2 separate regions of the Homo sapiens genome follow, and region 2 is linked to region 1. A link is a loop called in an ENCODE intact Hi-C map of the cell type or tissue named here. Cell type or tissue: OCI-LY7. All regions are shown on one strand. Each heading gives the region's core, and the rest is flanking DNA. Links, peaks and the distances in the headings are about the cores only.

Region 1 (2,926 bases), core at 155-2,654:
ACTATATTCTTCACAGAATGAGGCTCATGGTTAGAAGTCTCTTTATACACAACAATAATTTTAGAATGTGATACATGAAGGAAAGCTATCCACCACATTATAGAAAATCCATGGCTTCCCTGTATCTATCAGGTAAAAGAAGTTACCTGAAATGCTCTGTCCTCTTCCTCCTCAGGGGTCAACAACTCACCCAACCCCTACAGCCCTGTCAAGGAGATCACATACAAAACCCACATGCCAGCCTATTTTTCTCCATTAAGCAAAATATCATCATGACATTCACTGAAAAAAGGGGTAAAGGAAGTCTGTGTTTCAGATTTTGTTTCAGTCTTCTGGAATCAAACAAAATAACCCACATAACGGCCTCTGGGGCAAAAAGTGTGCAAAAATGAAGGTTTTAGGAAAACTCCAAATTGGATCAGGCCTGAGACTTAAACTATATACCGTGATTCTTTGGTATTGTTTGGTTTCATCATCTGTCTCCCACTTTGCCCAACTTTTATCAGACAAGACAGGAAGCAGGCACTCTTTATTCTGTATGCACAGTAGCTCTCTCAAAAACATCTTTATTCAGCTTCTTCGCTAATGTCTCCGGCAAAGGCATCAACATGCTTTGTGCAAAATGAATTACTGCTAATTAAAAATCAACAGAAATGAGCATGCAACACTCTGTGCCCCATTAATATTTTAACCAGCAGCATGAGTAATTAAAGCTGCGCTAATTTTTTCCTCTCTCGCACAGCATCTATAACCAGTCAATAAATTACATAAAAAGTACAGGTGTGTTTCGCTGTCAGAGGCATAATATAATGATAAATCGACATCATTTCTCATACTTAACGGTCCCCCATTTGGTGCCAACTAAGAACTTGCTGTTATCTTTGCATTTGTAAATGACACACACGCATGCCACACACACACACACACACACACACAAAATACTAAAAGGGAAGGCCATACGCCAGTACTGGCCCAAGTTCATGGGCTTCAGTTTGTACTTCAAAAGAGGGAAGCTAGTTGTTTGATAAGCAAAGTCTGCTGCCCTATATTTTGTTTCCTCTATTTTTTTTCCTGATGTTCATGAAGAGGGGATATGCTCCCCAGCCCCCAGGAACTATGTCAGAAAGTAAGATGGAGGAAACCATTACCAATTTCTATTATATTTTTCAATGCACATCAAGATTCACACACACACACACACACACACACACAAACACACACACACACACACACACCCTGGTGAGTACAGACCCTAGCCCTCTGCCATTCCCCAGTTCACTAGGCAAACCACTTCTGCTTTTTCCATTTCAATGATTACTCTTTGTAAAGCTTTCTCTTTCAAAAAAAAAAAACCCGATATGTACAGATGTTAAGTGTTGCTCTTTTTTCTTCCATAGAAAACATTAAGAAGTTGTTATTTACTGCTTCCTTTGGAAAGGTTCTAAATTATTTATCCCTCAGTAGTTCTCACTCTTCTTTTCCCAGTTACATTCCTCTTTCTTAGGACCCCTCTTGCCCTCCTTCCACTGGCATCAGCACCACACAAGCCCCCAGGTTGTGCCTAAGAAAAGCACTACCTGTTTCAGGCCTTTCAGAAGGCAGCCAGTAGGTCCTGCTGTAGCTCTACATTTGCCTTCGTTGGTGAAGAGCTAGAGCTCCAACACGGCTTTCTCTAAGAGGCTGACTGTGAATGCAATTCTGAAGGATGGATTCAGCAATTCTGGGCATCCTACAATGTGTCTTCACTTTTCTGCTAAAAAATGAATGTCAGCAGACAGGATGAGAGAGACCATTTTTAATTCAGTATTACTTAAGTCGAAAATACGTCCCTCAATCTTTCCTCCTCTAAGTAGCTTTTTTATTTTTACTAATTAAACAATTGTTTGCTTTGGAGAAGCAGTAAAATACGTTGAGAGTACTTTTAGCCTAAGGCAACTAGATGCCCCAGATATATCAGGCCAGTACCATCTTTTTAATGGACTTTCTTGCTGTCTGCTGCAAACAATCTGGGCAGTGAGATGCTCCAGCTCTCCTGGTCTGTTTCCCCTCCACCCTGTTGCCGTTCCAATGGCCCGGACTCCTTCATGCCTCACATCTGCACCATTAGGCCCCAGAAAGGTGGGCAAGGGGCCCAGTGGCCACAAAACCACTTCTACTCACTGGCAATACTTCAACAACCCTGCTGCCTGCATCACAAAAATCTTCGATGATGTTCAGTTCACAAATCTGGTTAGCTTATTTTAGCCAACTGTACTATCCACAAAAATTAAGGCAATTATTGTTTGCTTTAGGAGGAGTTTGATCTGACAGTCCATTCTGCTCAGAAATTTTGTTTCCCATTATGGTGTGATGATTTTATTTCTCTCTAGCTCTCTCTCTTTTTAAAGATGTGTGTGATTGCTCAGACCCACAGACATACAACATACAAAGGTATAAATTTTACAAGTTAAATACAATTACTTCTATCCAGAATTCTACTAATGTTTGTTAATGACTTGACCTGTCTAAAATACATAGGAGGTAGTTTAAGGTGCGAGAAGGAACAGCAGTAAACAGAGGGGGAAGCTGAGCTCCAACCCTCGGTAATATCAATCACCCTCTCTCCCATAACTCCAAGTGCCAAAGGAAATACAGGAAATCTATGAAAGCTATTCTGCTTTTTTTCTCTGGGAAAATTCTATTTAAGTGGCAAGAGGGGAAAAAGGAAACAAGGAAGGAAGGAGGGGAGGAAGGAAGGAATGAAGGGAGGGAAGGAGGGAGGGAAAGAGGGAGAAGAAGGGGAGGAAAGAAAACACACAAAGCACACATAAGTGCCTCTCAAAATGTGAAAGATTTCTGTTTAATTTTGTTTAAGTGTTCTGTGCTATCAGTTGCTGCTTGAATTAAATGAAAAGCAATTTCAGCGGTAAGCTGAGCCCTTAAATGT
Region 2 (2,926 bases), core at 311-2,810, 630 kb before region 1:
AGCATCTTATGGTAGAAGGAGCATGGTCCCAAATGATCGGCAGTGAGCTAAGGCACAAGTGAGAAACAAATCCTCACCTCAAGCTGCTGATATTTTTAGAATTTTTTAATGAATTAACATATCCCAAATAATATGGCACTCAATAAATATTTATGAATAAATTTAGAATTCTATATTATTTCTAATCTAACTCTCCATATAAGGTATAACATTGTTCCCTAATGTAGTAAACAAAATATAATGAATACATTTTAACCATTAGCTTTTATGTCTTTCTAAGTAGTCAGACCTACAAAGACTTTTGCGATGTATGCTCCTTTGTGCCCTTTGTACTTTTCAGAAACCATTCTCTTCGTCGTGGTTTATTTTCTTTTCTCTTTTCTAGTGTTGTTTTTCTTTGCTCAGTACTGCATTGACTTTTTGATGCTTCACTGTTGGTTCCCATATCTGATCTTATATATGAAAATCTTCACTTCTACCCATTTTTAATTTGCTCTTCTCATTTTTTCTTATTATTTGTTGTATAACCTACACTTCATAGCTGATAATGACAAACCTTGGGGATGATTTAACTGTTACCACAGAATGAGGATATTTTCTGATTTGTAAATTATCTATCATACAATATCTTCTTTTGTAGGTCCTTGGCTTGTCTCAACTCTTTTCATGAATATGCACAATAATAAGCTTTTCAAATTATTTTAGAATTTGAATCTGTTAGATATATAATCACCAAATAAAGGTAATGGAATAATGCAAATAAATTTTCTGTAATTCCTTATTCCCAAAATTTTCTGTGGATTTATCGTATCTGGTGTTGCTATTTATAAGAACTACTGTTATTTGTTTTTAGTATTCCCATATTTAATGGTGGGCTCACACAACCCTTTGAAGACTAGAGGAAATGGTATCCCTTGTGGTAACACTTAGGATTATTTTCAAATAAAACCTTTTTAAAACAAGTTTGATGTAGTCAGAATGTAGAGATAGCCTGGAATTAAAATGTGCGAGGAGTAGGTTTCTTAATGGTTTATTTCAATGGGATGTGAAGTTAGAATTGTTAAGAAATGCAGAATGCTAATTAACCAGAGTTAGAAAACTGGGGATGACAGAAAATATCCTGAAGTGAACTCCTGATTAACCTTCCTTATTGAAAGTTCACAGAGGCAGGTGATCAGATGGTACAAAGCTGTCAGGAGATCATGGCCATTTAGATTCCTGGGGGGTTGTTCCATTTAGTTATTCCACCAACCAGTAGGGGGAGACACAGAATACTCCTTTGCAATCTAAGCTCTAACTAACTCCGTTTCCTGGACCTCATCAGACCTTTCTTTGTCTGTAACAGGTAGAACAAGTTCGTCCAGTCTGACAAAGCTCACTTCTTTTATTGTTTTTGGTTTCTTGAATTACAGTTGATTTTGCATTCAAGTGACTCATTAAAAGGAGGGACTTGTGCGTATTTGGTGGTTTTACAGATACTAGATTTTATCTTTTTTTTGAAATAAATAAATGTGGCCTAAAATTTCTTGGTGAACCTGATTGAAGTTCAGCCATGTAAAGAATTAAACTTCACCCTATCTCCTAATCACTATCTCCAATAATCTTAGCCCAACAGTCAACTTTATAGACGTTACAAAAATAATTCTTACAGACCTAACAGCAATCTATTTTGAAATTTTAAAATGTCTATGATAGGTAAATTCACACCGGTTAGAAGGTCCAAGCTTTGTGTTTTATCTCCCAGGAATCATAGAATTTTGCTTTTATCTATTCATCAGTTCAGTTCTACAGATATCTGGGATCCCTTCTATATGCCAGCCCCAAAGTTAGGTAGTAGGGATAAAGATAGGTCCCAGCACTTGACCTTTGGATAGACAAACATTTAACACACAGTTTCTGAACAGTGTGACCCATGCAACACAAGAAATGTGGAAGAAATGTTGAAGTAACTTAGATAAGGTGAAATTAACTTCACCGGAAGTAGGGCATTGAGGTAGGCTTATAAAAAAGGCTAATACTTAAGCACGGCTTTAAAGAATAAATAAGAAAGAAAGGAAGGATTTCAGTAAAAATGGAAAGAGATGTGAAAAGGCATAAGATGAATAATGTATTTGGGTAATTCTCCTTTGTGTTGCTGGAAGATAGTGTGAAAGGGGGGTTTATGAGATAAAACTGAAGGGGCAGGTATAGGACAAGGGTAGTAGAGAATCATGGACCAGGGTGTGGGGATAGACAACAGAGCGAATCAGGAGGACAGGGCTCTCTTTGTCCAAGTGCTTGTTCAAACTTTGATGCTTATTCAGGCTCTACACTTGACACACCTGCTGACAAGTGTGTCATAAAGGAGACTATGGAAATATAGGTGAAATAAAAAAATCTGTGATCCCATTCCTTCAGAAAGGTTATCTTCACCTATTAGCAGAAGAGTTGTAGATATGAACTACTAGGTAGCACATTTCTCAAATATTAAACGGCATATTCAAAGATCATTTCAACTTCAAATTTATCTTGACACCCAACAATAGTTTTTCTTTCTTCAAGCTTTAATTTTAAAGATTAATTGGTTTATAGAAAGGCCTCAAAAGAATTTCTTGACAAGCAGATCTGTGGGTTCTTTAGATAAAAACAAAGGCAAAACAACCGTGAACGAACACCTATTTTGCTTTTCTCATTTTGATTTCTTTGATTAATAATTTTATCTAATCTTCTAATTTTATAGAACATTGAGTAGAGATGATGACTTTGGGTAACGGAATTCTTACTTGTGTTACATAAAACATATGTGGGTTGTTGCTTTTTAATAAGTCATTTGAAAAAATAAAGATTGGATGTGCCAAAATCCCCAACCAAATCGTACTTAACAGCCCTTTCTAAAAAGAAAATAAAACTCTTAAATGTTTACACAAAACCTAATTACCAGTTTGCA

What was found. Hi-C counts contacts between places; a loop is a spot of excess contacts. Peaks named below come from ENCODE experiments on the same cell type or tissue, not always from the same donor. Only the 100,000 strongest peaks of a DNase experiment are listed, where the experiment ranks them.
Region 2: a loop joins it to region 1, with 2.1 times the contacts of the local background. A loop is called at or near these places in 1 of 110 quality-filtered maps.

Annotation. Positions count from the first base shown.
Region 1 is chr3:18,126,050-18,128,975 of GRCh38, reverse strand. All of the region lies in intron 4 of BALR6 (B-cell acute lymphoblastic leukemia associated long RNA 6), which reads right to left. Among named protein-coding and RNA genes, the nearest start is that of BALR6, 160 kb to the right of the region's middle. RefSeq lists an enhancer at 231-1,106. In OCI-LY7, for the core only: CTCF peaks have their summits at 1,394 and 1,601; DNase peaks (open chromatin) are centred at 1,275 and 1,605; H3K4me3 peaks cover 1,707 bases; H3K27ac peaks cover 2,389 bases.
Region 2 is chr3:18,756,633-18,759,558 of GRCh38, reverse strand. No RefSeq gene overlaps it. Among named protein-coding and RNA genes, the nearest start is that of SATB1-AS1, 310 kb to the right of the region's middle. In OCI-LY7, for the core only: CTCF peaks have their summits at 1,042 and 1,248 (motif pointing right); a DNase peak (open chromatin) is centred at 1,278.